3 separate regions of the Homo sapiens genome follow, and all the other regions are linked to region 1. Evidence: chromatin contacts called from ENCODE Hi-C or POLR2A ChIA-PET data. All regions are on one chromosome and are shown on one strand. Each heading gives the region's core, a stretch centred on a gene start or an enhancer-like site at or near the end of the contact. The rest is flanking DNA. Distances are from core to core; before and after follow the strand shown.

Region 1 (3,042 bases), core at 356-2,855:
AGAAATCAAATGCTGCATTTAGGGGCCTGCAGCAGAGCACAGAATGGGTCGCTGGCCCACTCCTAGCCTGAGCTGCTCCTGACCTTGGAGTTGAAGCTTACCTCGCTGCGGGAGGTCTGATAAGGCGATCTCTGCTCTCCTCGGAGATGCATAAGTGCAGACAGCCAGAGAGTGCCGTGGGTTTCCACCAAGGCCAGGCTATTCGTCATGGGCTCTCCTTGTGGACTGTGCAGGTCTGGGTGGGGGTGGGATTTTAGGAGGGAAATAATGGTGAGGAAATCCTCTCCCTCTCACACTAAAAGTATTTTTTCTTCCCCTGTGAGTTGGGAAAAAAATGGGAATTTTACCAAAATAAATAAATAATAATGATTGCAGAATTACTGTGCTGGAGCTTTTAAGAGCCCAATCTGCAAATGGGGTAAACGGCCACCAGATGGCAGTACTGACCAGGTCCTTGAATCAACCAATGCGGAGCCCACAGACAGAATCCCGCATCACGCTCTCAGGGAGGAAACTGAGGCCAGATCCCATGAAATCATTCGCCAGATGTTAAAAAAAAAAAAATCAGCTGATTCTATTCAGCGTGGCTCTGCTTTCTACAGGGGTCAAGTCTATCACATTGCTATCTTAAAGGACTTCACAGTTGTAGTGATGGAAGCAAATTCTCTTCTTCCATCAGCCCACATGTTTTGAGCACCCACTGTGTGCTGGCACCCAGCCAGGCACAAGGATTTGCAGGGAATGAAATCAGCTCCTGCCCTCCTGGAGCTCGCGGAGCACTTGTTTGTCTGTCTGTCTGTCTTTCTTTCTTTCTTTCTTTCTTTCTTTCTTTCTCTCTCTCCCTTCCTTCCTTCTTTCTCATTCTTCCTTTCTTTCTTTCTTTTCTTTCTTTCTTTCTTTCTTTCTTTCTTTCTTTCTTTCTTTCTTTCTTTCTTTCTTTTTCTTTCTTTCTGTCTTTCACTTCAACTTTTATTTTAGATTCAGGGGGTACCCGTGCAGGTTTGTTGCGTGCATATATTGCTTGATGCTGAGGTTTGGGGTACAATTGATCCCATCAGCTGGGTAGTGAGCATTGTGCCCAATAGGTAGTTTTTCAGTCTTTCCCCCTCCCTCCCTCCCTCCCTCTCTAGTAGTCCCCCATGTCTGTTACTGCCATCTTTATGTTCATGTGTGCCCAATGTTTAGCTCCCTCTTACAAGTGAAAACATGCGGTATTTGGTTTTCTGCTCCTGTGTTAATTCACTTAGGATAATGGCCTCCTGCTGTATCCATGTTGCTGCAAAGGACATGATATCATTTTTACAGCTGTGTAGTATTCCACGGTGTATAGGTATCATGTTTTCCTTACCTAGTCCACTGTTGATGGGCTCCAGGTTTGTTTTGCTATTGTGAATAAGCACTTGTTTATTACGATGTACCTAGGCAGTGCCAGCACCAAAGTCTTACCCAGTTGACGGGAGTTCAAAAGGAGACAGCATCGGCTGTGGATGGGGGAGGGCAAGCCAGGAAGAGGGGCAGGTAAGTTCAAAGAGAAGGTGACATTTTAGTATGTTTTGAAGCCCTGTGTGACTCACACTTGCCTGCCAGGGAGGAAGATGAGGTTATTCCAGGCAGAGGAGCAGCCTGGCCAACAAGACCCTGCATAGCTGGCCACGGAAGTCGGCTGAGGTTGCAGTGTGTAGAGTGTGTGCAAAGTGGGGGGTGGGGGTGAAGCTAAAAAGGAACACGGGGCAGCTTGTGAAGGGTGCTGGACCCGTGATGAGTCGCTTCCCTAAACACGGAGCGACTCATCACATTGCACAGGCGTTGACTGGGCTCGGGGAGAATGGGGGATCGAGAGAAGGAAGCACCAGGCATCCCTCCTGGGACTGATGAGCTGGGCCAGATAAATCTGGGATGGAATTGACCTTAGGCTACCCACCCCCAGCCCCCACCAGGCCGATGGGGTCCTTGGGGAGTCCCACAGCACCCTCTATCGCCGCACCTCTCCCCTCACAGCAGTATCACCGGTGAGCTCCTCTGTCCCCTGGATTAGGAGAGGAACCCCCCGGAACGCAACGCTGCTGGAAATGGGCTCCTGCTTTTGTTTCTCTGTCCCATCAGGATCTGCCTAAGCTCCCTCGTGGAGTGGGTACCCTATAAGCCACTGTGTGGTGTGGACGCACGAGGGGCATGAAGCAGGGGCAGTGAGTGAGTGTCCCTGAGTTTTCTAAGACAAAGCAGCAGCGGCAGATGATGGGACCTCCATGGGGAAGGCCGCGATGCCGAGGAAGGAGGGAGAGGTGAGCTCTCTGGCACCAGGACCCAAGGCCTTCTAGTCCACGTTAGGCCGCAGCCCCCACTGCACGTTAGCCTGCCCCTGGGCAGAAACACCCTGGGGTGCACAGTGTATGGGGAGCTCATGCTCCTGGGAGGGTGGCAGGGGAAGAGGAAGGCGCTGGAGCAGGCAGAGATGGAAGCAAGGAGATGTAACGAGCAAAGTTTTCCATCAAGGAGCTTAAAAAGGAGGGGTTAGGAAAAGCGGGTATGAGGTTGTTCACCTCAAACTCATTCATTCTGGGCTGACCCTGTGGCCACTCCACGGCTGGCATCGCTGCAGCACTGGGGCTGAAACTGGGGAGGCTCCAACCAACTCCCCTCAGGGAACGTTGCTTCCAATGAGAGAAAGTTGACCAGAAATAGCAGCAAAGACAAAATCTGAATGTGGATATTTTCTTTCCCACTGGTGCTGGCAAGAGACTTACTCCAGCTGAGTGGCATGGGCCAGCGGGTGTGGCCAGGGAAGGCCTCTTTGAGGAAGTGACATTTGAGCAAGACGTGGGGGAAAGGAGTGGCCCTTCCAGGCCGAGGGAAGGGCAGGGAGGAGATGGAGAGGCGGCCTTGGGTGGGGTGTGGGAAACTCAGTTGGGAAGGACGTCGGTTCTGACTCCCAGAATTAGGGTAGGCCGGGAGGTTTGTGAGTGGGACCTGTCGCGCTGGGGGATGCTGTGAAGCTGACGCGCTCTGTGGAAGAGAGATGCAGGGCACGAAGGGGGAGCAGGG
Region 2 (2,993 bases), core at 477-2,976, 190 kb after region 1:
CTTATCATACATGCCTTAAATTCAAGAGGTGAAAAAAGACCCAAACAAAACTAGAGAAGCGGCTTATTTTAAATATCCTCTGACATAAAGGAATATTATATTTAAAGGATCCTCTAAGATTAAAAATATGTACTATGAAAAACATTAAGAAATTTGAATTTTTTTTAATCCATTTGTTTCAATTTAAGCAGCATCTACTGGCTCACTGCTTTGAAAAATAAGGACAGTATTCCAGTTCACATTCAGTGTTCCAGTGTTCACATTATCTTATTATTTTTACATTGTCCAGCTTTGTAATATTCACATTCTATTCTGTAATCATAATTCATAGTAGTTTAGTTATTTATTACTAACTCTATTTAAATAGATTCAAGGATCAGACCCTGCCCTTTTCTTCTTATTTATGTTTATTTTGATTAATCTCTTAATTGATTGGACTTTACATTCAAGCAACTTTTTTAAAAAAAAGTTTCTATAGATGTTCTATTTCTATCATTGTATTGTTTTTGAGGATGTTGGCCTGTTGCCTTTGTATTTGATGAGCATTTTGACAGAGTCTATGGTCTTGGGCCACTCTTTCTTTTTCTCCCTTGAGAACTTTTTAGATTTTGCTGATGGCATTGCTTGTTGAATGTTGCTGTGGAAACATCAAGTCTAGTGTAACTGTTTCTTCTTCAAGGTGATTTGCATTTTATTCCTGAATGCCTGAGGGTTCTTTATTTAACCTTGAAGTTAAATACCCTAATTAGGATGTATCTTGGTCTATTCATTCGGAATAAAAAATTCCTGCCATTTTGTCTAGAGAGTCCCTTTTTTTTCTCTTTATTTCTGGGAAATTCTCTTTTATATAAATATGTTTTGTTCCATCTATTGTGATCTCTGTTGAGGGATACCAGTTGTCCATATGTTAGATAATTTGTCTTCCATATCTGTTAACAGTTCTTAAAGTTTTTTGTTTATTTCTTTGTCTATTTTTACATTTACTCACTGTTCTCTTGTGGTTTTCCTCTGTCAGTAATTTAATTTTTAGTAGTTCCTGTTCTATTACTTGCTATTTTTAATCCATGCATTAATTTTATAATAATATTATTTTGCTCCTTATTTTGTCTCCTGAGACCCGAAATCTCTTTTTTCCTCTTACTCTGTTGCTTTTGCATTTTATTTTGAATACTTTTAAAATTGATTCCATGTTATGAAGCAATTATGAGGCATTTCCTCTCTTGTTGGAATTAACGATTTTTTCCCCTAGGAGGGACTCTATGGTCTGTGTTTTACTTCCTTTCTTCCCCTGTATTTCTAGAAAATATTTTCCTAGTAACCCTGACATTTCTTTTCATCTTGCTTATTCTAGTTGGTCTGATATAGCTTGATTGACATTTCAGCCTTCTTCCCACTATATTTTTTTTTCCTGTGAGAGCTATTGGGTTTTCTAAATCCTGAAAGAATGCCAAAGATGGGGTTGGAGGAGTTTGGTGAGGCAAAGTGCAGCCTTTGTTAAAATACTTTTCCTTTGCTCTCTCTCCCTCATCTGAAATTTAGTTAAATACCCTAAGCCATCAGCACTGTACCTAGTTGGGGAATGCTTTCATCCCCACAGGAGATTCTCTGGGGCTTTGGGCCATCTTCCCCTTCAGTGTAGACCACAGAGGACTTTGCTTCTGTCCCAGGGAGCCCGCAGGGGCTCACTTCTCCATGTTCATCTGATTCTTGTCAGCCAAGGTTTCAAATGCTTTTCTGATCAGAACAGGGAAAAGATACCTATCTGAATCATGTCTTTATAGATATGAGGCTATGAGGGAAAATTCTGAGGTTATTCTTGACTCACACCTAAAGATTTGGAAATGAGATTAGCAGCAAAGCTTTGCCCTACATCTCATGTCAGAATTTTCTGTTTCTTTCTAGTCTTTGAGTGTATGTGTGTTCTCACACACGCCATAATGAAATGCATATTATATATAATTATGTGTATATATAATATTCTATGACTATACATGACATGTTCCTTTAGCTGATTGCTGTTAAGAGAAATTTATAGGTTTTTATTTTTCTTGTTTTGTTGGGTATTAAGGAAGAGAAATTCTATGGTAATTTTCATGTGGCACAGTAATCTGGCATATATGTTGATTTTTTTCCTACACCCATTTGTTGTGATACCAAGTTTGAAAACAACAGATTTCAGTGGTTGCTTGGGAAACCACAGAACCATGACTTGGGGAGAGACAGGATGATTAGGTGGGAAAGCACCCTTTTGGTGGGGCTGTAAAGACTTTTATATTTAGCAAAATTGGCTACAAAGTCCATTCCCCTCCTTTTCTTGCCTTGATTTGGTAGAGGGATAGACTTGGATACAAACTAGAATGGATTCATTCTTCTCTGGAGTTAGTGTAACAAGACATTTAGCTGCTCAACACAAAAACAGAAACAAAAAAATTGTGTGGTTTCAGCAGTGCTATACAATTACTTTTTCTGACCTTTAATGGAGAGAAACACCACTTCTTTGGTCCCTACCATCAGCTTCATAGGGTTTTCATCCTGTTCTGTTTCTGGGAGGGCGTAACTGGCCATGCACAAGTTTTTTTTCTCTAATCAGAGTATGTGCCACTTCTGACCACCAGTAGATGAAAACGAATGGAAACCAGGCTATTATATGATACATATCCATTACAAAATAAGACATGAAACTCAAAGGTACTTTATGGTATAATGGGGCATATATTCCTGGACAATTCTTAATGGTCACAGATTTTATAAAAGGACTATTAGTAAATGTATGAATTACAGAGTAATTTATCCTTCTGTTAGTAAGAACCAGCTGATGACCTCAGTGTCAGGTGCATCGTGGAAGGTGTTGGGACCTTCCCTTGCCACCACCCTCACCAGCCATCATCAGCCATAACCTGCACATTGGGGAAGTTTTGACTTATCCCTCACTTTTGCCCCTCTTCAAGCTGTTCTTTCCACAGTGAATGAGAAGGCCACTTCTTCCTTCAAAC
Region 3 (3,294 bases), core at 786-3,285, 230 kb after region 1:
CTGAAAATAATTTTATGGTATGATTTGCACCACATGAGTTTAGATAATGGAATGAGCCTGAACTGCAGCAAAATGCCTAACAATGAAGGCTAAGAGTTTTTAAAGATCAGTGTCCAAATCTGTGGCAATGTTGGGGTAACAGGATGTGAGGCTCTTAAGGAGCAGAAGCCAGTCTGTTTCTGTGAAGCACCAGATTCTCAACTTTTACCTTAAAGGTATAAAAATTAAATTATTTTGCAGTTCAAAAGGCTGCCTGCAGATATACCGCACAGAGTTGTAAGGGAAACAGCCTTAATTACAGACATGGTCACGGATGCTATACTGGTCTAGATCTGCCCTGTCCAACGTGGCGGCCTCTGGTCTCATGTGACTGAGCGCTTGAACTATGGTGAGGTGGAACTGAGATGTGCTTTAAATGCAAAATATACACCAGATTTCAAAGACTCAATACGAAGAAGAAAAATTTATATAAAGTATCTCATAAACAATTCTTATATTGATTACATGTTGAAATAGGATATTAATTTCACCTGGTTCCTTTTACTATTTTAATATGGCTACCAGGTTTAAAATTTCATATGTGGTTCTCATTATTCAGAGGTAATATGTTAATTATCATTTTCTTGGAGTTCCAATAATTGTCTTGGCAACATCTGTGACAGTTCCAGGTCTGCCTAGTTTAATTCAGTCCAAAGGATTTCAGCAGTAATTTGCTGAAAACAGGAGGGAGTATCCTCTCTTTAATGAGACAAATGTCTACTGAAGTCATTTTCATGGCAAAATGGTAGCTGCCTTTTTTTGATTTAGTTATTATCATATGTTCCAACTTCATGATAGGGCTCAGTAATGGGAGCAGTGGCTGAATTTCTGAGTCTGGATTTACTTTGTTTTTGTACCATATTATTCCTGTTTTTCTAACTACTCAGAGCCCTTGCAGTTGATAAATTACACTAAACTACTCCTGTGCTCCATAGATATATTACTCTAAAATCCTGACTTCTTATTGTTATTGTTGTCCTCTATGAAGAGTAACATCCAAGCCTCCTGACAATATCATCCTTTTAGGAAAAAATGTGATCTTATTGTTTGCTTAGTCACTGTTCTAAAAGATTAGTGGATGTGCTCATTTTGGCAGTACATATACTAAAATTGGAATGATACAGAGAAGATTAGCATGGCCTCTGAGCAAGGATGACATGCAAATTCATGAAGTATTCCATATAAAAATACTCTAAAAATAAAAAAATAGGCCGGGCACAGTGGCTTACGCCTGTAATCCCAGCACTTTGGGAGGCCGAGGCGGGCGGATGACGAGGTCAGGAGATCTAGACCATCCTGGCTAACACGGTGAAACCCCGTCTCTACTAAAAATACAAAAAAATAGCCAGGCTTGGTGGCAGGCATCTGCAGTCCCAACTACTCGGGAGACAGGCAGGAGAATGGCGTGAACCCAGGAGGCGGAGCTTGCAGTGAGCCAATATCACACCACTGCACTCCAGCCTGGGCAACAGAGCGGGACTCTGTCTCAAAAAATAAATAAAAATAAATACATAAATTTTAAAAATATTAGTGGATAAAGCACATGGCTTGAGTAGGGTTCCCTGCAATGTCCTCACCCCATGGCCTTCTGACTGCCTTCTGCCCTTGCTGTTATGTGGCCAGAGCCTGACACACCCCAACCCACCCCACAGGCTTCACTTCAAACACCCTGTGCCTGCCATGGGCCCCACCTGTCAGCCTCAATGCCCCAGTCCTAAGCCTGAACCTACATACTTTCTCTCAACATCAAGACTTACCCGAATATATGCCAAACTCCCTCAAACAAAACATAACACAATAAAATGTGAGCAGCTGCTTTATTTTTCTTATCTTTTATCCGTTTGTTGAAATCTTCTGGAATTTTAGTTTTGCATTTTTTTAATGTTATGTTTTTATTTCAGGAATTCATTTTAACAGTTGTATTAAACTGTGCAACTACATTGTCAAAAATTATTTAGACTTAATTAGTCACAGGGTTTGCTGGTTCCTTTGCTCATGGTGGCTTGGCATGGACTATAGCTTCCCTTTTGCTAACTTCCTTATCCTGATTCATTTCTCATTTGCCTAAGGCATCCTTCAGGGGACTTTTCCTCTTTCTTTCCCAGAAAGAATATATGATAATTTGGGGGTCCACTGTATCTAAACAAGAATTTACTGTAGTCGCCCATTTGACATCTTAGATCTACAATTCTAATCTCAAAATTATTTGCCCCCAGAACTTTGTGAGCACTGTTTTATTATTATTATTTTCTTTTTAGAGACAGGGTCTCACTCTGTCACCCAGGCTGGAATGCAGTGGTGCAATCATGACTCACTGCAGCCTTGAATTCCCAGGCTCAAGTGATTCTCTTACCTCAGCCTCCCGAGTCTCTGGGATTACAAGCATATGCCACCATACTCAGCTAATTTTTTTTTTTTTTTGTAGAGATGGGTGTCTCACTATGTTGCCCAGGCTGGTCTCAAACTCCTGGCCTTTAGTGATCCTCTCACCTTGGCCTCCCAAAGTGTTGGGATTACAGGCGTGAGCCACTGCACTCAGCCCCGTTACTTTCCAGCATTTAATGTTATTTGACACTTTAGTTGACACTCTGATTCTTAGTCTTTTATAGATTGCCTATTTGGTTGTGCTCTCTTGCTCTCTTTCCCCAGAGACTTTACCAAGGTATGTCTCAGTCCATCCCCAATTCTTGCTTAACACTGTTTAGAGAAAACTCCCTCTAACCGCACTTTTCCTCTACTCTCACACAACAATCATCAACACAGAAGACTTCTGTGATCAAATATGGGTTAATTCCCCATACACCCATCAGCAGACACCAGCTGCATGTCCTCTAATTCAATTCCAACACTATTTACCTAGAGATGGTGTCAGATCCCACAGGCTGAGGGGTCAGTCCCCAAGACTGCCCCTCCACACCAGTCGCCAAGTCCGGGCCTTCAGAACTTCTGACCAACCAGCTTCAAAGTTCCCATGACCCCTTCTTTGGGTTCAATAAATTTGCAGAAGCAGTTCATACAACTCAGGGAAACACTTAGTTCACCAGTTTATTGCTCTATACTGGAAAAAATACAGACGAAGAAACGCTAGGGCAAGGTATGGGGGAAGAGGCTTGAAGCTTCCATGCCCTACCTGGGCACACCACTCTCCCGGAACCTCCACATGTTCAGCTATTGGGAAGCTCTCTGAACCCTGTCCTCTTGGAATTTTGAGTCTTAAGACCCACAATCAGAAAGGTGGGAGAATATTAGAGTGGA

What was found. Hi-C counts contacts between places; a loop is a spot of excess contacts on that map. ChIA-PET counts read pairs that join two places held with the same protein, here RNA polymerase II (POLR2A). Pooled maps may share reads with other maps.
Region 2: a pooled map shows a loop between it and region 1 (4-fold over the local background). The contact joins two enhancer-like sites. A Hi-C loop is called at or near these places in 10 of 50 pooled maps. POLR2A ChIA-PET finds 5 or more read pairs at or near these places in 7 of 52 experiments (CD4-positive, alpha-beta T cell, CD4-positive, alpha-beta memory T cell, GM12878 and 4 more).
Region 3: a map of GM12878 shows a loop between it and region 1 (2.6-fold over the local background). The contact joins two enhancer-like sites. A Hi-C loop is called at or near these places in 4 of 168 maps with a recorded cell type or tissue (GM11168, GM12878, psoas muscle and 1 more) and 6 of 50 pooled maps. POLR2A ChIA-PET finds 5 or more read pairs at or near these places in 5 of 52 experiments (A673, CD4-positive, alpha-beta memory T cell, OCI-LY7 and 1 more).

The regions. Positions count from the first base shown.
Region 1 is chr7:50,205,091-50,208,132 of GRCh38, forward strand. No RefSeq gene overlaps it. Among named protein-coding and RNA genes, the nearest start is that of IKZF1, 98 kb to the right of the region's middle. RefSeq lists enhancers at 513-692, 1,473-2,402 and a silencer at 1,709-1,758. Within about 2 kb of position 1,606, at least 6 of the 41 ENCODE cell types and tissues checked have a DNase peak (open chromatin) inside an H3K27ac peak, as active enhancers do; they include CD4-positive, alpha-beta T cell, where a contact is called at or near this core.
Region 2 is chr7:50,395,290-50,398,282 of GRCh38, forward strand. All of the region lies in intron 7 of IKZF1 (IKAROS family zinc finger 1), which reads left to right. Among named protein-coding and RNA genes, the nearest start is that of FIGNL1, 54 kb to the right of the region's middle. Within about 2 kb of position 1,727, at least 5 of the 41 ENCODE cell types and tissues checked have a DNase peak (open chromatin) inside an H3K27ac peak, as active enhancers do; they include CD4-positive, alpha-beta T cell, where a contact is called at or near this core.
Region 3 is chr7:50,434,261-50,437,554 of GRCh38, forward strand. It overlaps the pseudogene RNU6-1091P. Among named protein-coding and RNA genes, the nearest start is that of FIGNL1, 14 kb to the right of the region's middle. Within about 2 kb of position 2,036, at least 3 of the 41 ENCODE cell types and tissues checked have a DNase peak (open chromatin) inside an H3K27ac peak, as active enhancers do.